3 separate regions of the Homo sapiens genome follow, and regions 1 and 2 are each linked to region 3. Evidence: read pairs that join two places in POLR2A ChIA-PET (ENCODE). Cell type or tissue: PC-9. All regions are shown on one strand. Region 1 has its middle 13 kb from the start of MLXIPL. Region 2 overlaps LIMK1 (LIM domain kinase 1). Region 3 has its middle 8.2 kb from the start of METTL27.

Evidence for each region. Peaks named below come from ENCODE experiments on the same cell type or tissue, not always from the same donor. Only the 100,000 strongest peaks of a DNase experiment are listed, where the experiment ranks them.
Region 1: POLR2A ChIA-PET joins it to region 3 with 12 read pairs; 3 of 35 experiments call an interaction of 5 or more read pairs at or near these places.
Region 2: POLR2A ChIA-PET joins it to region 3 with 13 read pairs; 2 of 35 experiments call an interaction of 5 or more read pairs at or near these places.

What each region holds. Positions count from the first base shown.
Region 1 is chr7:73,633,218-73,641,217 of GRCh38, forward strand. It overlaps a transcript of MLXIPL not described here. Among named protein-coding and RNA genes, the nearest start is that of MLXIPL, 13 kb to the left of the region's middle. RefSeq lists enhancers at 2,356-3,205, 3,162-3,456. In PC-9, no CTCF peak of the experiment used is centred here; a DNase peak (open chromatin) is centred at 3,294; H3K27ac peaks cover 479 bases.
Region 2 is chr7:74,090,447-74,098,446 of GRCh38, forward strand. It overlaps LIMK1 (LIM domain kinase 1), which reads left to right. Exons shown (of 16, transcript NM_002314.4): 3 at 6,176-6,314; 4 at 6,634-6,743. Among named protein-coding and RNA genes, the nearest start is that of LIMK1, 11 kb to the left of the region's middle. RefSeq lists enhancers at 1-188, 189-689, 2,345-2,886, 2,810-2,919, 3,580-3,789 and 1 more. In PC-9, no CTCF peak of the experiment used is centred here; a DNase peak (open chromatin) is centred at 3,835; H3K4me3 peaks cover 1,913 bases; H3K27ac peaks cover 4,374 bases.
Region 3 is chr7:73,846,757-73,854,756 of GRCh38, forward strand. No RefSeq gene overlaps it. Among named protein-coding and RNA genes, the nearest start is that of METTL27, 8.2 kb to the left of the region's middle. RefSeq lists a silencer at 4,772-4,831. In PC-9, a CTCF peak has its summit at 4,509; DNase peaks (open chromatin) are centred at 2,815, 4,215 and 4,985; H3K4me3 peaks cover 445 bases; H3K27ac peaks cover 4,498 bases.

The DNA.
Region 1 (8,000 bases), 210 kb before region 3:
CTACAGTCACCCGCCACCACGCCCGGCTAATTTTTTTTCTATTTTTAGTAGAGACGGGGTTTCACCGTGTTAACCAGGATGGTCTCAATCTCCTGACCTTGTGATCCACCTGCCTCGGCCTCCCAAAGTGTTTTTTTTTTTTTTTAAGATGAAGTCTCACTCTGTCACCCAGGCTGGGGTACAGTGGCCAGATCACATCTCACTGCAGCCTTGACCTCCTTGGGCTCAAGCAGTCCTCCCGCCATGGTGTGTGCCAACGTGCCTGGCTAATTTTTGAATTTTTTTGTGGAGACAGGGTTTCGTCATGTTGCCCAGGCTGGTTTTGACCTGGGCTCCAGCCATCCTCTTGCCTTGACCTCGCGAAGTACTGGGATTACAGGTGGGAGCCACCATGCCAGGCTAATTTTTATTTTTTTTGTAGAGACAGGATCTTGCTATATTGCCTAAACTGGTTCCGAACTCCTGGGCTCCAGCAATCCTCCTGCCTCAGCCTCCCAAAGTTGCTGGGATTCCAGGCGTGAGCCATGGTGTCTGGCTGATAGTCTGGAGTTTGATGGTGCCCTAAACAGCCTGAGCACCTCAAAGTGAGAAACATGCCTCTGCCTCTTTTCACTGACCCCTCAGCTCCTCTCACCAGCTTACATACTCAGGAAGCCACTACTGTGGCTAGGGGTAGATTGGCATCTAGGTGCGGGGACGAGGGAGATGATGTATCAGGCCTACGGAAGGACTTGGCAAAGTTAGCTTGGCAAGATTAACTTGGCAGTTAGCTTCTCACAAAGCTCACTGAGTGAGAAGAGGATGGAGAAGCGGACAAGAGTGAGAGAGAGGAGTCTCGAACTGTGTCTTTAACTGGCGGCAAGTTGGGAAGTCACTTCCCCTGTCTGGATCTCAGTTTCTGTATCTGTAAAATGGGTGAACAAACCATGAACGAAAATTGGATAAATATGACTATATCGAAGTGAAGAAGTTGGACCAGACTTGTTTTCATATCAGAAGTACCCCAATTGTTCTACCAAAAATTACGAGTTTGCCAGGAGCAGTGGCTCACACCTGTAATCCAAAACACTTTGAGAGGCTGAGGTGGGAGGATTGCTTGAGGCCAGGAGTTCAAGACCAGCCTGGGCGACGGAGTGAGATCTCATCTCAAAAATAAATAAATAATTATTTACTTTAAAAGGAAAATTTTTTTGAGACAGAGTCTTACTCTGTTGCTCAGGCTGGAGTGCAGTGGCTCGATCTTGGCTCACTGCAACTGCCACCTTCCAGGTTCAAGCAATTCTCCTGTCTCAGACTCCCAAGTAGCTGGGACTACAGGTGTGCACCACCATGCCTGGCTAGTTTTTGTATTTTTAGTAGAGATGGGGTTTCATCATGTTGGCCAGGCTGGTCTCGAACTCCTGACCTCAAGTGATCTGCCTGCTGCCTCGGCCTCCCAAAGTGCCGGGATTACAAGCGTGAGCCACTGTGCCTGGCCAATAATTTTAACTTAATTTTTTTAAATTATGAATTCAACATATTAGGAACGAAAAACCCACTTTTCTTTGCAAGAAGTACACTTTTATAGGCTTTCTGCTTCTATATGTATTTATTATTATTATTATTATTATTATTTTGAGACGGAGTCTCATTCTGTCGGCCAGGCTGGAGTGCAGGGGCGGGATCTTGGCTCACTGCAACCTCTACCTCCTGGGTTCAAACGATTCTCCTGCCTCAGCCTCCCGAGTAGCTGGGACCACAGGAATGCACCACCACGCCCAGCTATTTTTTTTTTTTTTTTGTATTTTTAGTAGAGATTGGGTTTCGCCATGTTGGCCAGGCTAGTCTTAAACTCCTGACTTCAAGTGATCTGCCCACCTCGGCTTCCCAAAGTGCCAGGATTACAGGCGTAAGCCACTGTGCCTGGCCTATATTTATGTTTAATAATACTATAAATATCAGTCATATTGCTCATACATTTCTAAATTATACAAATACCAAGTCCTGTGTAGGACAAAAAGTCCTGTGTAGATTACCTCTGGTCTCAACTGAAAATCATTGATCTTTGTGCTCTGAGGCTATGAGAGTGGAGGAGGAGGTAGAGAAAGAGGAGAAGAAGGGGAGGAAGGACAGCAGGGTAGAGATCAAGTGAGTATCTAGTCATCCGTCCAGCCATCCATTCATCTGTCCATCTAGTTATTTACCTATTAATTCATCTATACTCTAATAGTCAGTCTACCCACCCATCTGTCTGTTCATCTACCTGTCTATTCATTTACAATCTGTCCATTCACCTTACTATCCACCCATCTCTTCTTTCATCCACCCATCTCTTCTTCCATCCATCCATCCATCCATCCATCCATCCACCCATCTCTTCTTCCATCAGTCCATCTCTTCTATCTATCCATCCATCCATCTCTCTCCATCCACCCATCTCTTTTTCCATCAATCCATCTCTTCTATCTATCCATCCATCCATCATCCATCCATCTATCTCTTTATCCACCCATCCATCCATCCCCCTCTCTATCTATCCATTTCTTCTTCCATCAGTCCATTCATCTACCAATATGTCTATCTGTCCATCCATCGTTCCATGTATACACCTACCTAACTTTCTATTCATCCAACCATCCACTCAAATACCCACCCATCTGCCCACCCAGTACACATATTAACCGCCTGCTGATGTCATGCCCTCTGTTCAGGCAGAGGTGGGGAATGCTCAGATGCTTGCAACATGGCTCCTGCCTTTGTGCAGCTCAGTATGCAGAGTGAGGCATGCCCTCCAGCAACTAGAGGGGGCCAGTCCCAGTTCCTGGGACTGTGGAAGTTCAGTTAAGGGCGGCCGGACTTGCAGCCCAGGGGGTTAAGGAAGGCTCTCTAGAAGAAACTGTGCTTGAGGGGGACCTCAAAAGACAAAGTGGAGGCCGGGCACCGTGGCTCACGCCTGCAATCCCAACACTTTGGGAGGCCAAAGTGGGAGGATCACTTGAGGCCGGGAGTTTAAGACTAGCCTGGCCAATATGGTGAAACCCCATCTCTACTAAAAACACAAAAATTAGCCGGATCCGGTGGTTTATGCCTGTAGTCCCACCTACTCAGGAGGCTGAGGCACAAGAATTGCTTGAACCTGGGAGGTGGAGGTTGTGGTGAGCCGAGATTGAGCCACTGCACTCCAGCCTGAGCGACAGAGTGAGACTCTGTCTCAAAAAAAAAAAAAAAGACGAAGTGAGAATTAGTCACACAGAGAGGGCAGAAGGTATTCTGGGAGGGAAGAGCTGGAGAAACAAAGGCGGGGGCTGGGGAACCAGAGTAATGAGTCATTCAACTGGCTGGGGTGCCAGCAGGGTGCCAGCAGCCTACATAGCTGCCATGTCCCCAGCTCCCTCGGAGCACAGGCAGCCACCCTGTGACTCCATGCTAGGCTTGGCTCCAGTGGGCACCGAGGTATCTGTATTTCTCAGAGAGTAGCCCATGGACAACTGCCAGGCTGGGGATTCTGTTATGAGTTTGCAACAAGATAAACACAAAAATTCAGAGTGTCTAGAAGCACTTATATCAATTAAAAAAAAATTTAGGTTGGGCACGGTGGCTCACGCCTATAATCCCAGCACTTTGGGAGACCAAGGCGGGTGGGTCAAGAGGTCAGGAGTTCGAGCCCAGCCTGGCCAAGATGGTGAAACCCCGTCTCTACTAAAAATACAAAAGTTAGCTGGGCATGGTGGCGGATGCCTGTAATCCCAGCTACTCGGGAGGCTGAGGCAGGAGAATGATGTTAACCCGGGAGGCGGAGCTTGCAGTGAGCTGAGATGGTGCCACTGCACTCCAGCCTGGGCAACAGAGCGAGATTCCATCTCAAAAAAAAAAAAAGAATAACAAACTGGGCATATAATTTACATATTTCCTTCACTTCAATTTTTCTAGTAATTCATTTTCTGTTGTATTTTGCATACTCACAAGTCTATGTAGATTGAAAATAAAAAAGCAAAAAGGGGCCTTGTGCAGTGGCTCATGCCTGTAATCCCAGCACTTTGGCAGGCCGAGGCAAGAGGATCACTTGAGGTCAGGAGTTCCAGACCAGCCTGGCCAACACGGCGAAACCCCGTCTCTCCTAAATACAAAAATTAGCAGGCATGGTGGCACACGCTTGTAATCCCAGCTACTCAGGAGGCTGAGGCGAGAGACTTGCTTGAACTTGGAAGGTGGAGTTTGCAGTGAGCTGAGATCACACCACTGCACTCCAGCCTGAGTGACAGAGTGAGACTCTGTCTGGAAAAAAAAAAAAAGAAAAAACAAAAAGGGGCTTTTCAGTCAGTTTGAGAAGCACTGATACGCAAGACAGCTTACACTCATATGTCCTTTGCCAATGTGGCTTCATGGTCATTATCTCATTATGAGCCAGACAGAGCAAGGACCATGGTCCCCATTGCCCCGTTGTATAGGATACCTGGCCCAAGGTTCTTACTGATGGTAGATGGCAGGGCTGAGATTTGAACCCACAGCTGTTCCCCATCAGACAGCAACTTCCTGTGAGCTCATGTTCCAGGCTAGGCTGAGCTGGGGTGTGGGACAGGGAGGACACAGGAGAGGAAGAGAGAAGTACCTGGAAAAAGAATGTCAGGCAGGGTGAGAGGTCGGGTCCGGGGCCTGCCCTTTATGCTAAGGGCACTGATGGAGGTCAGTGGGGGATTCCCAAATGGCCCTAGAAGGACCAGGCAAGTCCTCTGGGCTCTCTGTTGGGGAACACGCAGTGGCACCACTGCCAGGCTCAGCCTGTCTCAATCCTTCTCTATGTTCTTCCTACCTCTTTTCCTTTGGCCTCCCCCATTAACCAAGCCCTGAGCTCCCCATGGCCAGGGTCTGGTCTTGTCCCATCCATCTGTACACCCAAAGCTGGCCCAAAGTTCAACCAACAAAACCACCAGTCTCTGCCTGGCCCTTGGCAGGAACCATAGCACCCTCGGACACCATTTTCTCCTCCTGTCCCTGAGGGAGACTAGATGAACAGGGATTTTGATCACTCCATGCTACTGATGAGGGAACAGGCTCAGAGAAATTAAGTCACTCGCTTGAGGTACCAGAACAGGTCATCTAACACTTTATATTTATTTTATTTTTTGGGGACAGAATCTCACTCTGTCACCCAGGCTGGAATGCAGTGGCACAATCTCGGCTCACTGCAACCTCCACCTCCCAGGTTCAAGCGATTTTCCTGCTTCAGCCTTCCAAGTGGCTGGGATGGCTAATTTTTGTATTTTTAGTGGAGACAAGGTTTCGCCATGTTGGCCAGGCTGGTCTCAAACTCTTGACCTCAGGTGATCTGCCCACCTTGGCCTCCCAAAGTGCTGGGATTACAGGTGTGAGCCACCACACCTGGCCTCAACTAAGGCTTTAATTCCCAACCCAGTACTTTTGTTTGTTTGTTTGTTTGTTTTTCCAAGACAGGGTCTCACTCTGTGGCCCAGGTTGGAGTGCAGTGGTGCAATCTCAGCTCACTGAAACCTCTGCTTCCAGGGTTCAAGCGATTCTCCTGCCTCAGCCTCCCTAGTAGCTGGGATTACAGGCACCTGTCACCATGCCCAGCTAATTTTTGTATTTTTAGTAGAGACAGGGTTTCACCATGTTGTCCAGGCTGGTCTTGAACTCCTGACCTCAGGTGATCCACCCACCTCGGCCTTCTGGGATTTCGGGCATGAGCCACCATGCTGGGGCTCATTTAAGTCTTTCATTCCCAACCCAGTACTTTTTGACTAGAGGTTAAATTAAGTAGAGAGGAGAAAAAAAATAGTAGAGAGGAGAAAAAAAAATAGTAGAGAGGAGAGGGAAGACTTTCCCTTAGTGCTCTGGGCTGCAGCCTGTGGTGAGGCTGAGGATGAGTGGACGGTGGGGAGGAAGAACTCGGTGGCACAATGTTATTTGCTCAGAAACTTCCCCTTCTGTACCACTTTGGCTGCTTCCGGGGGAGGCTTAAAACCCCATCCCAGGCCAGGAAGAAACAGAAATGCCAGGAGGGGCCAATAGGCCATTTTCCTAATCTGTGGATGATAAGTAACATGGGACTGTATTTTGGAAAAATCTATTAAACAAAAAATGTAGGTACTCTTTGACCCATCAAATTTACTTCTAGGAATTTGTGCTATAAAATATTTCCAGGAGTGTGCAAAGATGAACAAAGATATTCCTCACAGCACTGTTTATAATAGTGAAAAGCAGCATGGTTGGATACATTTTGATAAATCCCTATAGGGAAATACTATGCAGGTGTTAACAGAACCTCATCTGTGAAATGGAGATAGCTGGATGTGGTGGCTTGAACCAGTAATCCCAGCTACTCAGGAGGCTGAGGCAGGAGGATCGTCTGAGCTCAGGAGTTCAAAACCAGCCTGGGCAACATAATGAGACCCTATCTTTAAAAAAAAAAATGGAGATAATAATCTCATAATTTTTATGAGGATGAAGTGAATTAATACCTGCAAAGTGCTTAGATAGTAAATGCCAGCTCTCATTATTATTATAGGTGTAGGAATAGGAAAAGATAACTAAGATGCAATGCTAATTTAAAAAGAAAGTTATGGGCCGGGCGCAGTGGCTCACGCCTGTAATCCCAGCACTTTGGGAGGCTGAGGCGGGTGGATCACGAGGTCAGGAGATCAAGACCATCCTGGCTAACACGGTGAAACCCCGTCTCCACTAAAAATACAAAAGAAAAATAATTAGCCAGGTGTGGTGGTGGGCGCCTGTAGTCCCAGCTACTTGGGAGGCTGAGGCAGGAGAATGGTGTGAACCCAGGCAGAGCTTGCAGTGAGCCAAGATCGCACCACTCCACTCCAGCCTGGGCAACAGAGCGAGACTCCATCTCAAAAAATAAATATAAATAAATAAAGTAAAGTAAAATAAAATAAAATAAAAAGAAAGTTATGGGCCGGGCATGGTGGCTAATGCCTGTAATCCCAGCACTTTGGGAGGTGGAGGCAGAGTGATCACTTGAGCTCAAGAGTTCAAGACCAGCCTGGGCAACATGGCGAAACCCTGTCTCTTAAAATAATAGCAAAATTAGCCAGGTGTGGTAGCAAGCACCTGTAGTCCCAGCTTCTTGGGGTGCTGAGGTGGAAAAGTCACTTGAGCCAAGGAGGTGGAGTCTACAGTGAGCCAAATTTGCATCACTACACTTCCTGGGTGACAGAGCAAGACCCTGTCTCCAAAAAAAAAAAAAGAAAAAGAAAAAAAGAAATGGCAAAGAACCCTCAAAAACAGTAAAGAAAATAAGAAGAGGCAGTAGAATAGATGATGGCGGCCGGGCGTGGTGGCTCACGCTTGTAATCCCAGCACTTTGGGAGGCTGAGGCATGTGGATCACTTGAGGTCAGGAGTTCGAGGCCAGCCTGGCCAACATGATGAAACCCTGTCTCTACTAAGAATACAAAAATTAGCTGGGCATGGTGGTGCACACCTGTAATCCCAGCTACTCAGGAGGCTGAGGCAGGAAAATCGCTTGAATCCGGGAGGCGGAGGTTGCAGTGAGCCAAGATTGCACCACTGTACTCCAGCCTGGGCGACAGAGCGAGACTCCATCTCAAAAAAAAAAAAAAAAAAGGAGAAAAAAAAGAACAGATGATGGCATGGGAACCCTCTCCCTCTTCTTGAGGACCCCAAAGTCCAGAGATTAATGCTCTCCAACAACAGGAAAAGGCTCTCTTTTTGATTGACCAAACCAGAGTCTGTCCCTGAGCAGACACTGGGAAGACAGAGGCACAGCTTCCCACCCTAGCTTGTCTGCCACTCACAATCTCATTCTGAGGGGCCTAAAGATCTGTAGGGGGCCAGGCACAGTTACTCATGTCTGTAATCCTCGCACTTTGGGAGGCCGAGGCAGGAGGATCACTTGAGCCCAGGAGTTTGAGACCAGCCTGGGTGACATGGCAAAATCCTATCTCTACCAAAAATTAGCCAGGTGTAGTGGCGAGTGCCTTAGTCCCAGCTACCAGGGAGACTAAGGCAGGAGGATTGCTTGAGCTG
Region 2 (8,000 bases), 240 kb after region 3:
GGGTGTGATACTCCCAACAGTCCCCAAAGCTGGTGGTCCTCACCGCGTGACAGTGAGCAGAGCAGCTCAGAGGGGGTCACTGCTCACCTGGGTGCATGGCTGACCACAGCCAGGCTGGCTCTCAGTGGGATGCCCAAGGTGCTAGACTCTGCTTAGTCTCCCTCGGGCCCTGGGCTTGAGGCATTGGGCCCGGCCCAGACCTCATTTCATGCACTGAGACCTTTGTTCCAGGGCCCCTCACCCCTCTGAAGGTGTTCGGGCAGGGGCAATGTGATAAGGCCATGAGGGGTCTGCAGCCTCCAGCCCCACTGGGGAGGTGGCCAGTGATTTCCACTTTCCTGGCCCCTCTGCATGCCCCTCCCAGTGGAACTTCCTAGGGTCCCTGAGTCAGTCACTTGCAAATAATTATGGCGTGCCCACTCTGCATTAGGCCCCTCTCACAACAACCCAGTAAGGGGGTGCTATTTATTTATTAAAGCGATTTTTTTTTTGAGTCTCGCTCTGTCGCCCAGGCTGGAGTGCGGTGGCGCAATCTCGGCTTACTGCAAGCTCTGCCTCCCGGGTTCACACCATTCTCCTGCCTCAGCCTCCCAAGTAGCTGGGACTACAGGCGCCCACCACCACACCCGGCTAATTTTTTTTTGTTTGTTTGTATTTTTAGTACAGACGAGGTTTCGCTGTGTGAGCCAGGATGGTCTCGATCTCCTGACCTCGTGATCCGCCCACCTCAGCCTCCCAAAGTGCTGGGATTACAGGCGTGAGCCACCGTGCCCGGCAATATTAAAGCGATTTTAAGGCCAAGGCTGGTAACTCACGCCTGTAATCCCAGCACTTTGGGAGGCTGAGGCAGGAGGACTGCTTGAGGCCAGGAGTTTGAGATCAACCTAGGCAACATAGTGAGACTCCATCTCTACAAAAAAATTAGCCAGGCGTGGTGGTGCGTACCTGTAGTCCCAGCTACTCAGGAGGCTGAGATGGGAGGATCATTTGAACCCAGGATGTCGAAGCTGCAGTGAGCTGTGATCACGCCACTGCACTCTGGCCTGGGCAACAGAGCGAGACACTGTCTCAAATTTTTAAAAAGCGATTTTACAAATGAGGTGCAGAGTTCAGTCACTTGCCAAAAGTCTCACAGCGCGTGAGGAGTAGAATCAGGACTCGAACCGAGGCAGCCTGGCTTCAGAGCCTACAGTGTAACCACAGCTTAGTCCCACACCTCCCAGACCAACAGGGTCCCTGCCTTCTAGTGGGCAAGACACTCAGTGAACAAATGTAGTGTCAGGTATTGGGGGACAGCACTCTCAGGAAGTGATGTTTAAGGGACAGAATTGAAGGGAGCAGTGTTTAGAGGATGTCGGGGGTAGGGCCGGTGCATGTGCAAAGGCCTTGGGGTGGGAATGTGCTTGGCACAACTGAGGACCACAAAGCCAGCGTGCGGGAGTGCAGTCAGTGGCCAGGGGTGCATAGAGCCTTGTGGGCCCCGTGGAAGGTGCCGTTGGCTGTACAGCTTTTTTTTTTTTTTTTTTTTTTTTTTTTTGAGACAGAGTCTCGCTTTTGTTGCCCAGGCTGGAGTGCAGTGGCGTGATCTCAGCTCACTGCAACCTCCGCCTCCCGGGTTCAAGCGATTCTCCTGCCTCAGCTTCCTGGTAGCTGGGACTACAGGCGCCCACCACCACACCTGGCTAATTTTTGTGTTTTTAATAGAGACGGGGTTTCACCATGTTAGCCAGGCTGGCCTCAAACTCCTGACCTCAAGCGATCTGTCTACCTCAGCCTCCCAAAGTGCTGGGGTTACAGGCATGAGCCACTGCGCACAGGCAGCTGTGCATCTTTGAATGTCATAACCTGAGCATCTGAGAGCTGCTCCTGTCCCCTGGCCCCTGCTCTTGAGGAAGTCCCACGCTGATAGGACAGACAGGGTCATAAGTGCTGTGATGGGGGCCTGCAGGCTGCTGGAGGGCTCAGCCGGGACCAGATGCTGCCCCTCTTTGTAGAGTGGGACAATTGCTGCAGGCCCATGGGACCTCTGGTATTAGCCCTGAGGGTTGTCACTCCGGGGCCTGCCCCTTTCTGTGTTCTGACCTCCCAGCCCCTTGCAGGCCCTGCCTCCCGGAAGGTTATGACCAGGCTTGGACTGGTCCAGGCTTCCCTTTGGCTCACATACTGCCTCTGCGAGGTCCCCTCCAGGAAGCCTCCTGTGCACAACCCCCAGGGCTGCCGCATCCCTGGTAGCATCTCCTTGGCAGCTGGGTGGGCTGGCCCTGGGCAAGGAGGGCTGAGCATGCTGCTGGCCTGTGGGGTTGGAGCAGCGGCGGGATGCAACCTCCCTTTCTTCAGGGGACCTTTTTGGCGAAGACAAACTGTCCATAGGAAGTCGACCTCTGTTCCCTTGGGGGCAGCAGTGGAAGAGGCAGCTGCTTTTGAGCTTGTCCCTGTCCCCAGAGAAGCCTGAGGCCTTCAGTGCCGTTGCCAGGGCCGAGGCTGAGGAGCCTACAGCGTGTGTTCAGGACTGAGGGCCAGGGACGGGCCACAGGCTCCCTGCCTGGGGTCCAAGCCTAGATCGCTCGCTCCCCACCCGCACCAAAGCCCAGGCAAAGGGTGCTTCAGCCACTTCCTGTTGCAGGCTCAGACCAAGTCCCCTGGCACCCACGCGGCTGCAGCCTCCTCCTGTGCGCTGCAGCCACGCTGGCCCCACCCTCTGCAGCCTCCAATCCTGAGCCCCTGAGGGAGGATGGGGAAGCAGCTGGTCTGGCCACCCCTGCCCTCCCTTAGACCTCCAGAGCCCCCAGTGTAGCCACAGAGGATGCTGTTGGCTTCAGCCCCAAGAAGACGCCGCTTCCTCCAGAGGGCTAAGTAAGTGGGAATCCCCCTCCCTACTTGTCCTGGGCTCCAGGCAGGGCCCCTGGTGTAAGGCCTGGGGCTGGAAGCCGACCCACCTAGGTCCAGGCTCTGGGGCAGAACTGAAACTCCTTGGTTACTGTCGGCTGCAGCCTGGGAGCAGGCCACTGCCAAAGCTGTGGGTCCTTCCAGGACAGTCTCCCCATGAGGCCGGTCCTCCACCTGCTGTTTCTTCACACCTGGTGGCCAGGGATGTGGCCCTGGGTAGAACGATGATTCTCCACTCCTGTCATTATGGAAGCCACCGCTGTCTCCCAGCCCAGCCAGCCACCTGGGCTGCAGAGCACCCCTTTCATGCCCTCCGGGTGCCTCCCCCTTCTCCTGCCCCAGCCTGGCTTTGTCCTACCCTGCTCTCAGGGAGGGGTACCCTGGAGTGGGGCCAGGGCATGGCTCTCCCCCGAGGGAGTTCCTCTCTGGCTGTCCCCAGGGCAGCTCTGCACAGCCTCAGTACCTGGCGCACCTCCCTTGACATCCTTCTTAGGGACAGTCAGGCACTCTGTGTGGGGCACTCAAGAGAGCCAGGCCCGTCAGCCTCTAGCTCCTGCCAGAATGCAGGCCTGAGGGGTGAGGGGCGGGGCAGGGGCAGGGACAGGAACTCCGGCGTGCTCTCCATCCGCAAAGGTTCACTGAGGCCCCGAGCCCCAGCCACTGAGCCACCAAGTCAGCCTGGGCCAGGCCTGGGTGCCCTGTCTGCAATGGAGGCAGAGACGGGGTCTCGGGGCAGTTCTGAGGATGCTGGGTGCACAGCGGGGGCCTCGCCGGCAGGAATCACTTATGCTCTCTCCTGGGCCAAGCTTTGTGGATGCCCAGCCTGGGGCCGCGGGGAGCTGGCAGGTCAGTGGCAGACACTGGTGGGCAGACCTAGTGTCTGGTAGAACAGGCATCAAGGAAGTGGTGACCGGAGGGAAGCCAAGTGCACTCAAACCCTCGGGTGAGTCATCACCGCCGGGTCTTTCACAGCTGCTGAAAGTGAGCAACAGTGATGAAGGTTTGTGAGTTTCTGCGTGAGCGAGTGAATGGACCAGTAGCAGTTTCCAGGTTGTGGAAGAGCGTTCCCTCCCCGGGATGGGGACACTTGGTTACAGCAATTCCTAATCCCCCACCCACCCACCGCCCACTGCAGAGGTATGCGGGGGCCCTGCTTCCTGCAGGCAGGAGTGAGGGGCACTCCTGTGATGTGGCACCCCTGTGACCGAGGTCATGTGTGATCGGTGTAAGGGCAGGAAGCGAGTCATTGGTCTGCACCAGGCGTGGGGGCTTCTGCGAGGGCAGGACCCAAAGTCGGCCTGGCCTCCCGGCTGCAGCACTCCTTTCCCTTTCGAATTAGGTTAGAGCCCTGGGACGGGAGGTGCCCTGTAGACCACCCCCCTCACCAACTTCCGTCCTCCGCCCCACCCCCGCGGTGATCCGGTGAACTGCCGGCCCCCTGCTGTGCACCGAGTGGGGCAGTGACCCTGACGTGGCGTCTCCTGCCGCCCCTGCCACCGCCACCACCTCCGGTGGCCCAGCCTCCGCATTCCCCACCCCCATGGAGGAATGCACCAGGCCTCCCTTCCTGGATGCACCCCTCACCCACATGCTTCCAAACCCTGGCATTTTCTGCTCCCCCTTTACTCCCACCCCTTCCCCTAGGCTCCCAGACAAAGGGGAAGTGGCTGGATCCTCTTAAAGGGACAGTGTCCCACCAGCTTACTGCTGAACTCCCCTCCTCAACCCCAGTTCCCTAGTTACAGTTAATTAGCATTAGCAGACAGCCCATGAGTGATACCCATGCAGGCCCCAGGCTGTGGAGAGTTTCCTGGGTAGGAAACAGCCCTTAAGGTCCCTCATCTCATCCAGGTCCCAGTCTTTCCTACCTGCCTCTCTCCTAGATTGTGGCCCTTTGGAGCCTGGTTCTTCTGTCCCTGTGTGACCGACACATAGCACCCAAACAGTGGCAGAGCGGGACGGACCCCCTAGCCTGTTCTCTGTGTGGGTCTGTACCCTGACCCAGACATGCCCCCCCACAGCAGGACCCAGGGGGGCACATGTGTGCCTGCGGGTTCACTGGGGCACCCGCATTTGGTTTATTTTATTTTTTAGAGAGAGGGTCTTGCTGTGTCACCCAGCTGGAGTGCAGTGGTGTAATCATAGCACACTGCAGCCTTCAACTCCTGGGCTCAAGCGATCCTCCCTCCCCAGCCTCCCTAGTAGCTGGGAGTACAGGACCCACTGTATCCTGGCTAATTTTTTAATAATTTTTTAAGAGATGGGGTCTTACTGTGTTGCCCAGGCTGGCCTCAAACCTCTGGCCTCAAGTGATCCTCCCACCTTCGCCTCCTGAAGTGCTGAGATTACAGGCATGAGCCACCATGCCCATCCCAGACTGACATTTCTATATTTGTTCATCCTGGCTGGGCAGGGCTGCTGGTCCCCACCCCACCGGGATGCTTGGCTGGGAAAAAGCCGGGAATGTAGGTCTAACCCTGGCCTGTGTTGTGGCACCTACAGCCTGGCATTCCTCCCCATCTGCCCTTCAAGGCCCCACCAACCAGGCCTCCTTGGTAGCCTCTAGTGAGGAAACAGGCGAACCGTGGCTTTGATGACCCTGCACACCTGGGGATTCTCCTCTATTTTTCTTTTTCTTTTTTTTTTTTTTGGAGACAGAGTCTCACTCTGTCGCCAGGCTGGAGTGCAGTGGCACAATTTTGGCTCACTGCAACCTCTGCCTCCCAGGTTCAAGCGATTCTTCTGCCTCAGCCTCCCGAGTAGCTGGGATTACAGGTGCCCACCACCATGCCTGGCTAGTTTTTGTATTTTTAGTGGAGACTGGGTTTTGCCATGTTGGCCAGGCTGGTCTCAGACTCCTGACCCCAAGTGATCTGCCCACCTCGGCCTCCCAAAGTGCTGGGATTACAGGTGTGAGCCACCGCTTTGGGAGGCCGAGGTGGGCGGATCACGAGGTCAAGAGCTCAAGACCATCCTGGCCAAGATGGTGAAACCCCATCTCTACTAAAAATACAAAAAATTAGCTGGGCATGGTGGTGTGTGCCTGTAGTCCCAGCTACTCAGGAGGCTGAGGCAGGAGGATCACTTGAACCTGGAAGGCAGAGGTTGCAGTGAGCCGAGATCGAGCCACTGCACTGCAGCCTGGCGACAGAGCAAGACTCCGTCTCAAAAAACAAACAAAAAGAAAACTTGTTCTAATTCTTACAAAGGTGCCTGTAGCCGAGGCAGGGGCCCAGGTGAGGTGGAGGAGGGCGGGAGTGGACGTCTCAGCCCGGCCCCTCTCCTGCAGGTGTTGTGACTGCAGTGCCTCCCTGTCGCACCAGTACTATGAGAAGGATGGGCAGCTCTTCTGCAAGAAGGACTACTGGGCCCGCTATGGCGAGTCCTGCCATGGGTGCTCTGAGCAAATCACCAAGGGACTGGTTATGGTGAGCGCCCCCTGCCTTGCACACTCACCTGGGGTGGGGGTATCCAAGCAGACCCCATGCTCCAGGTCTCTCTCCCATCATTGTCTCTCCTGGTCTCCTTTTTGCTGGTCTTTGGAGCTGCTTTCTGAGCCTGACTGTCTGTCTGTATCCCTCAGCGCCCCCATCTATGGAGCCAGCTCTGTCCAGGAGCTCAGCAGCTGGCCAGCCGGGTCCCTGCAGTTGTTTTTTTGGTGACACCCTTGGAAGAGGCCTAGGGGAGGATCTGTGGGGGTTGTTGGGTCTGCTGAGCTGGGCTGTTCCCTCCTCACCCCCGCACCAGGTGGCTGGGGAGCTGAAGTACCACCCCGAGTGTTTCATCTGCCTCACGTGTGGGACCTTTATCGGTGACGGGGACACCTACACGCTGGTGGAGCACTCCAAGCTGTACTGGTGAGTGCCTTGGCCCCTCCCTGAGCCTAGGAGGCCCACCTGTGTCACAGATCTGCAAGGGTGCTGACTCTCCCACACCCGGGCCTCCTGCCCTTTCCCATGGGGTGAGGTTTGTTGGGGCAAATGTTCATATCTCCTTTCCCATCCCGGCATGGAAACAAGTGAGAAATAACACACAGAAGTCAGTGTGAAAAAGCCTCAGACGGCCAGGCATGCTGGCTCACGCCTGTAAACCCAGCACTTTGGGATTCCGAGGTGGGTGGATCCCTTGAGGCTAGGAGTTCAAGACCAGCCTGGCCAACATGGTGGAACCCCATCTCTATTAAAAATACAAAAATTAACCAGGTGTGGTGGCGGGTGCCTGTAATCCCAGCTACTCAGGAGGCTGAGGCAGGAGACTCTCTTGAACCTGGGAGGTGGAAGTTGCAGTGAGCCAAGATTGCACCACTGCCCTCCAGCCTAGGCAACAGAGCAAGACTCTGTCTCAAAACAGAAAACCTCAGACGTCAGCTTTCTTACTGGCCATGACTGCAGCATGGTGCTGGCACAAACCACCAGAGGTGGGGTGGATGCCACAAGTTAAGGACACCATCCCCAGCATAACTGCTCCCTCTTTAGACACCAGCCACAAGTTCAGGGGTCCCCAACCCACTCACACTTCTGACCGACTGGCTACAAATTCAGGGACTCCCAAGACCCTGCCAAGTTTGATCGTTTGCTAACAGACTCACAGAACTCAGGAAATCCTCCATTTTTATCCCAGTTTTATTATGAAGGACACAGCTCAGGTCCGACCAAATGAAGAAGCATCTCCCCTCCCTCCCCTAGCACATCAATGTGATCACCAACCAGGAAGCTTCACTGAGCTTCAGCAGCCAGAGTTTTTATTGGGATTTCATTACATCGTCATGACTGATTGAGTCATTGGCCGTATGATCAAGCTTAGTCTCTAGCCCCCGTTCTTGGAGGTCAGGCTGGATGAAAGCTGCAACCCTCTTCAAATCACATGATGTATCTTTGCGGGGCTGAGTCATCTCATTAGTATCAACTCAGGAATAGTCTGAGGGGCTCATGAATAACAAAGATACCCCATTCCAAGGACTTAGAGTCTCCCTCCCAGGAATCAGGACAAAACCCAGACAGATTCTTTCTTATACAACACTGATCAAGCTGGATTAGAGGACAACGTGGCTTGATCCCAGATGGGCTTTTAATGACTTCCTCCTGAACTGGATTTATCCTCAGGCCTTGTCCTGG
Region 3 (8,000 bases):
ACACTGTCTCAAAAAAACAAAAAAAAAAAAACAAAAAAAAACACGACAAAAACCAACCCCAAGTGGTTTAAATATTAGGGGTTTGGTATTTTTCTTACAGCAAGAAGGCCAGTGGTCAGCAGCACAGGGGCCAGGCCAGGGGCCCACTGATCTCACAAGGGCCCTGGTGCCAACCTCTCACTTGCCACATTGTGTGTTTGCACTGTTGGCTCCTTCTGGTCACAAATGGTGGCAGCAACTTGAACATTCCTTGCATCCTTACATTCAAAGCCCAAGGCAGGCCAGGTGTGGTGGCTCATGCCTGTAATCCTAGCACTTTGGGAGGCCGAAGTGGGTGGATCGCTTGAAGTCAGGAGTTCGAGACCAGCCTGGCCAACATGGCGAAAACCTGTCTCTATTAAAAATACAAAAATTAGCTGGGCATGCTGGCGGGCACCTGTAGTCCCAGCTACTCGGGAGACTGAGGCAGGAGAATTGCTTGAACCTGGGAGGCGGAAGTTGCAGTGAGCCAGGATTGCGCCATTGCACTCCAGCCTAGCAACAGAGCGAGTCCATCTCAAAGAAAAAAATACAAACAAAACAAAGCCCAAAGTAGGCTAGGAATGGCAGGAGCTTTTCCTTGTTTCTCCTTCCCTCCCTCCCTCCCTCCCTTCCTCCCTCCCTCTCTCCCTTTTGTCCTTTATATTTTTAATTTTAATTTTATTTTTTTGAGAGGGGTCTTGCTCTGTTTTCAGGCTGGAGTGCAGTGATACAATCCTAGCTCACTGCAGCCTCTACGTCCTGGGCTCAAGCAATCCTTCTGCCTCAGCCTCCTGGGTAGCTGGGACTCCAGGTGCTTGCCACCAAGCCTGGTTAATTAAAAAAAAAAAATTGTAGAGATGGGGTCTTGCTATGTTGCCTAGGCTGGTCTCCAATTCCTGGGCTCAAGCCATCCTCCCTCCTTGGCATTCAAAATGCTGGGATTACATGTGTGAGGAACCTACCTGGCCTTTCTCTTTCTTTCTATGGGAGGAGGGTATTTCCAGAAGCCACAGAAGCTGGGAAACTGTGATCTGGCACTTTGAGGCTCAGGTGTGGGGTGTGAGCTTTCCATCCAGGAAGGAGGGAGGGGAGAATGGCTTGTGGTACTGTTCCCAGACCAAACTGAGGGTCGGGCTGCTACTTCTTGTGGCCCAATAACGAGATGCACACAAACTGGGGAGGAAGAGAGTTTTTATTTCTGTAACCGTTTACAGGGAGAAGGCGTGGAAATTATCACCCGACTAACTCAAAGTTACAAAGTTTTCCAGAGCTTATACACCTTCTAAGCTATACGTCTATGTGTAAGTGTGCATTCATCTGAAGACATAAGTGATTAATTTCTTTTAATCCATGACTAAGGTCTGAGTCCCGAAGCTCTTCCTCTGGAACCTCAGTAAATTTACTTATCTAAATGGGTCCAGGTGCTGGGGTGATTCCTGTTATCTCCTGCTAAATCATGGAGGTTTGAGGAGTTCCTTCAGACCGCCAATAAATTTGTTTGTGGAGGCCTGGGGAGTTTCTTCAGACCCAAAATAAAACTTGCTTAATTCTAAATGGTCCTGTTAAGAATTCCTTCATTATTTTGTCGTGATTTAAGGCCCAGGAAAGGCCTGGGCAAAACTCTTGGTGGGCTTTTGTTACATCCCAGCCTTTGTATAAGGGCACTGGCTTTTAATATTTAAATTAACCACTCAGTCAGTACTGAAACAGTTGTTGGGGAGACCTGGCCTGCCACAGTGCGGGCTCCTGTGCTGCTCCTGGGGTGTGAGGGCGTGTGTTCCTTCATGTGCACCTGTGTGATGAGCGGGGAATGTTACAGGTGTCCATTTTGATGTGTGCAGGACCCAGGCCATGGAGAGCTTGGTCCCCAGGCTATGGACTCCCTCCCTTCCTTCCTTCCTTCCTTCTTTTCTTTTTCTTTCTTTCTTTTCTTTCCTTCCTTCCTTCTTTCTTTCTTTCTTTCTTTCTTTCTTTCTTTCTTTCTTTCTTTCTTTCTTTCTTTCCTTTCCTTTCCTTTCCTTTCCTTTCCTTTCCCTCCCTCCCTCCCTTTCTTCCTTCCTTTCTTCCTTCCTTCCTTTCTTGATGGAGTCTCACTCTGTTGCCCAGGCTGGAGTGTAGTGGTGCAATCTTGGCTCACTGCAACCTCTGCCTTCTGGGTTCAAGCAATTCTCCTGCCTCAGCCTCCCAAGTAGCTGGGACTACAGGCATGTGCCACCACGCCCAGCTAATTTTTTTTGTATTTTTAGTAGGGATGGGGTTTTGCCACGCTGGCCAGGCTGGTCTCAAACTCTTGACCTCAGGTGATCTGCCTGCCTCGGCCTCCCAAAGTGCTGGGATTACAGGCATGAGCCACCACGCCTGGTCTATGGACGTGCTTTCTAACCCTGAATGTGTAATGGGGAGTTGTGGCTTCAGATTTGCATTTTACCAAGATGGCTCCAGAAGGCGGCAGGGAGAGCCAGCTGGGTGAACCGCAAGTTCCGAGGCTGTTGCAGTTACTTGGCAAGAGCTGGAGTGTCAAGAGTCAGGGGCTGCTGAGGAGGGGGTGACCTTGGTGCTGATGGGGTGTGGGGGCTGTTGAGGACCAGATGGCAACTTCCCTTCCTTGGAGTTTTCTTCCTACCTCATCTTCTTCACCGCCTCCTCCTTGCTCTTCTCCTACCTCTAAGCTTAGGAGAGGCCCCCGGCTCTGTCCTGGGTCTTCTTCCTTCTCTGTGTACACCCACTTCCTAGGTGATCTCATCTAGTCCCGTGGTTTTAAATACTGTTTATTTGTGGGTGACTCCCAAATTGATGACTTCTAGTCTTGGCTCTCCCCTGAACTCTGGACTTGTTCACCCAGCCATGAAACTGACATCTCCTTGGAGGCCACAGGTCTGGCAACGAGCCCAGACCCGAGAGTGATTCTTTCCACTCCCAAATCTGCTCCTCTTCAGGGCCCGTCTCTGCAAATGCCCCTGAACCACCTTGCACTCAGGGGCTCAGCTCAAGCTGTTTTTCTCCCATCTCGCACCCTGTTCATCAGCAAATCCTGTGGACTCAAACTACACCAGCCAGGTGCGGTGGCTCACACCTGTAATCCCAGTACTTTGGGAGGCCAAGGTGGGTGGATCACTTGAGATCAGGAGTTCAAGACCAGCCTGGCCAACATGGCAAAACCCTGTCTCTACTAAAAGTACAAAAATTATCCAGGGATGGTGGTGCATGCCTGTAATCCCACCTACTTGGGAGGCTGAGGCAGGAGAATCACTTGAACCGGGGAGGCAGAGGTTGCAGTGAGCCAAGATCACGCCATTGCACTTCAGCCTGGGCAACACAGCAAGACTCTGTCTGAAAAAACTAAAAGAAAAAAAAGAAGAAGAAAATCTCAAACACACACAAAAGAAGAGACTAGTGTAATAACTCCCCATGTATTTCTTCATGAGCGTTTCAATAGTTAACAAACTGAGCCCAGCCAGAGTGGCGTTTTTACAGTATCCATCTGATGAGTTTACGCCCCTGCTTAAAACCTAAAATCCAGCTTCTTTCCTCTCCTTATCTGTAGCGTCTCTTTTCCTTGATCCGCCACTCTGGCCTCTGCTGTTCCTGGACTGTGCCAAGGCTATCACAGGGCCTTTGCACTATTTTCCAGCCGGGAAAATCCCCTCACCTCAGCCTCCCGAGCAGCTGGGACTACAGACGTGCACCACCACACCCAGCTAATTTTTTTTTGTATTTTTCGTAGAGGTGGGGTTTTGCCATGTTGCCCCACTCTTCCTTCAACTCTGCTTCAGTGGCTTTTTTTTTTTTTTGAGATGGAGTCTTGCTCTGTCGCCCAGGCTGGAGTGAAGAGGCGCGATCTCGGCTCACTACAACCTCCGCCTCCTGGGTTCAAGCGATTCTCCTGCCTCAGCCTCCCGAGCAGCTGGGACTACAGGCATGCACCACCAGGCCCGGCTAATTTTTTGTCTTTTTAGTGGAGATGGGATTTCACCAAGTTACCCAGCTGGTCTTAAACTCCTGACTTCAAGTGGTCTGCCCGCCTTGGCCTCCCAAAGTGCTGGGATGACCAGCATGAGCCCCCATGCCCAGCCATTTATGAGCTCTTTCTGTGTTGATGCTTGCGGACTGGGTTCGTTTTCACCACCGCTTAGTCATCCCTCAAGCCTCAAGCTGACACACCCAGCTGATACAGCTCCCCTTTCCTGGGGATAGGAAATAACATTGCCATGCACATGTCTCTTTGTTCACAAGTGGATGTTTCTGGAAGGAATGCTTTAACCCACTGGAGGGTAGTGAAAACAATTCAGCTGGTTGTGAAATAGAATGAACAGATATTAGAAGAGCATACTGCATGTAGTAGGAGTAATTATTGTTTTGTTAGGCTCTTGCTTCAGTTTCACATGTGTGTTTAATGAACAGCTTTGTGCAATACTTTTTTTTTCTTTTTTTTTCTTTTTAGAGACAAGATCTCACTCTGTCGCCCAGGCTGGAGTGCAGTGGCACAATCCTAGCTCACTACAGTCTCAACCTTCTGGGCTCAAGTGATCCACCTGCCTCAGCCTCCTGAGTGGCTGAGTTGACAGGCATGCACTATTATGCTCAGCTAATTTTTAAAAATATTTCATAGAGACTGGGTCTCCCTATGTGGTCCAGGCTGGTCTCCAACTCCTGGCCTCAAGCGATCTTCCCACTTTGGCCTCCCAAAGTGCTGGGATTACAGATGTGAGCCACTGCGTCCAGGCTGTTTAATACAATTCTTACCATGGGTGGCACCCAGAGACTAAAAACCAGAAGGGCACTACTGAATCAGGGTACAGGCAGTGTCTGAGACTCTGGTTAGCCTACAGAGTCATCAACGCACGTGTGCTGTAGACTTTTTTGTTTTTGCAAATGAGGGTGAGATCATATCTCACTGTGGTTTCAATGTGCATTCCTCCCTAATGACTAATGAGGTTGAACCTCTTTCCATCAGTTTATTGGCTCCTGGAGTTTCCTTTTCTGTGAATGGCTTTTGCTGTTGTATTCCATTGGGTCGTTTGATTTTTTTCCCTTTCCCTATTTTTAACTGACAAGGAACAACCGTATATATTAATGGTGTATGACATGACATTTTGATATAGGGATGTATTGTTGAATGACTAAGCAAGCCCTTTAACTTATGCATCACCTCACATACTCATATCATTAGTTTGCAGTGAGAACATTTAAAATCTACTCTCTTGGCAACCTTCCTCCCTTCCTTCCATCCTTCCTCCCTTCCTTCCTCCCTTCCTTCCCCCTTCCTCCTTCCCTTCCTCTCTCTCTTTCTTTCTCTCTTTTATCCCTCCCTTCCTTCCTCCCTCCGTCCTTTCCTTCTTTCTTTCTTTCTCTTTCTTTCTTCCTTTCTTCCTTTCCTTTCCTTTCCCTCTTTCTGTCTCTCTTTTCCCTTCCTTCCTTCCCTCCCTCCCTCCCTTCCCTGCTTCCCTCCTTCCCGCCTTCCCTCCTTCATTCTTTCCTTCCCTCCCTCCCTCCTGCCTGGATCTTGTTCTGTTGCTCAGGCTGGAGTGCAGTGGTGCAATCTCCACTCACTGTAACCCCTGCCTTCTGGGCTTAAGAAATCCTCCTACCTCAGTCTTCCAAGTAGTTGGGACCACAGGTGCGTGCCACCATGCCTGGCTAATTTTTGCGTTTTTTTTTTTAAATAGAGACAAGGTCTCAATATGCTTCCCAGGCTGGTCTCCAACTCCTGAGCTCAAGCAATCCACCTGCCTTGGCCTCCCAAAGTGCTGAGCGAGATTACAGGCTTGAACAACAGTGCCTAGCCAGCAATTTTCAAGTGTACACGAGATTGTTATCAACTATAGTTAGTGTGATGTACAACACATGTCTTGAACTCACTCCTTCTGGCTAACCAAAATTCCATGTGGGTCATTTAATTTTATCTTACTGATTTGTAAGAGTTCCTTGGATACTTCAGATTGTGGATACTGTTTGCAGCGTTGCAAACATTTCCCCCAGGCTCTCACAGCTTTTGGCTTTGCTTGGTGACTTGGGCCAGGGCAGTGGCGGTGGCTGGTGGTGGCCGTGAGGGGCTGCAGGACTTCTTTCAACAATATGGTTTACTATTTATTTATTTATTTATTTTTCTGAGACACAGTCTTGTTCTGTCACCCAGGCTGGAGTGCAGTGGCGTGACCTTGGCTCACTGCAACCTCCGCCTCCCAGGTTCAAGCGATTCTCCTGCCACAGCCTCCTGAGTAACTGGGATTACAGGCATGCACCACCACACCCGGCTAATTTTTGCATTTTTAGTAGAGACAGGGTTTCGCCATGTTGGCCAGGCTGGTCTCGAACTCCTGACTTCAGGTGATCCACCTGCCTTGGCCTCCCAAAGTGCTGGGATTGTAGGTGTGAGCCCCTGTGCCCGACCCACAGTATGGTTTAAACAGAGAGGTGAGGGGGCTTTGAGGAACATTTTATTTTTTCTTATTTTATTTCTAACTTTGTGAAACCCTAGGAAATGTCCTGGAAACATTTGCTTTAGGACATGAGACAAAAGAGCAGGTAGATGCCGGGCGTGGTAGCTCACACCTGTAATTCCAGCACTTTGGGAGGCTGAAGAAGGGGGATTGCTTGAGGCCAGAAGTTGAAGACCAGCCTGCGCAACATAGCAAGATCCTGCCTCTACAAAAAAAAAATTTTTTTTTAAATTAGCCAGCCTTGGTGACATGCATCTGTAGTCTACTCAAGAAGCTGAGGCGAGTCTGGGCGGGGTGGCTCATGCCTGTAATCACAGCATTTTGGGAGGTCAAGGCAGGTGGATCACCTGAGGTCAGGAGTTCAAGACCAGCCTGACCAACATGGTAAAAATCCCATCTCTACTAAAAATACAAAAAGTAGCCGGGACTGGTGGTGTGCGCCTGTAGTCCCAGCTACTCGGGAGGCTGAGGTGGGAGAATCGCTTGAACCTGGGAGCAAAGGTTGCAGTGAGCCAAGAATGTTCCACTGCACTGCAGCCTGGGTGATAGAGTGAGACTGTCTCAAACAAAACAAAACAAAACAAAACAAAAACAAAAATAAAAAGAGCAACTAGAGAAAGAGGGAGTGGATGAGGATGGGGCAGGGGTGCTGGGAGAATGTCGCAGAGAAAGGTCTAGGTGAGCTGGCAGAAAACAAATGTCTAAAAAGTTTGGTTCTGAACAAATTGGTTGATAAATGAATTGGTGAATGTTATGAATAATTTCCATTGCTTTTTGTTATATGTTGATTATTTTCAAATTTATTTAGGTATTTATTTTTGAGACACAGTCTTGCTCTGTCACTCAGGTTGGAGTACAGTGTCGCAAACACAGCTCACTGCAGCCTCCACCTCCTGGGCTCACGCAATCCTCCCACCACAGCCTCCTGAGTAGCTGGGACTACAGGTGTTCACTACCACTCCTGCCTAATTTTTGTATTTTTTTTTTTGGTAGAGACAGGGGTCTTGTTATGCTGTAGGGCTGGCTTTGAACTCCTAGGCTTAAGCGATCCTCCTTCAGCCTCCCAAAATGCTGGGATTACAGGTGTGAGCCACTGTGTCCGGCCTGCATTTATGCTTTTTTGTCCATTTCTCGGCACTTTATTTTGGGATGAATAATGTTTTTGAACCATGGGATGGTTTGACGACTTTATATCCCTTTTAAAACATTTTTAAAGTATTTCCATTCATTTTTATTCAAAAATTTTTGAATTAATTTTAAGGAAGCAAAGATTTTTCTTTACATTTGGCAGTGAGCTTTTTAAAATTCAAATTTCAAAATCATGTCGGGTGAATTCCATGTGAATTCCCATGTGAATTTCCATGTCGGGTGAAAATCATGTCCAAGTGAATTGCCTGAAAACTGGTTGCAATAATGATTTCCACACATTGGTTTGTGAATTAATAAAATTTTTGCACCCTGAGTGGTTTCTTTTTTACAAGTTTGCACTTATTTGAAAGCAATTTTGTCCCATTTGTAGCTTATTTTGTTTTGAAAAAT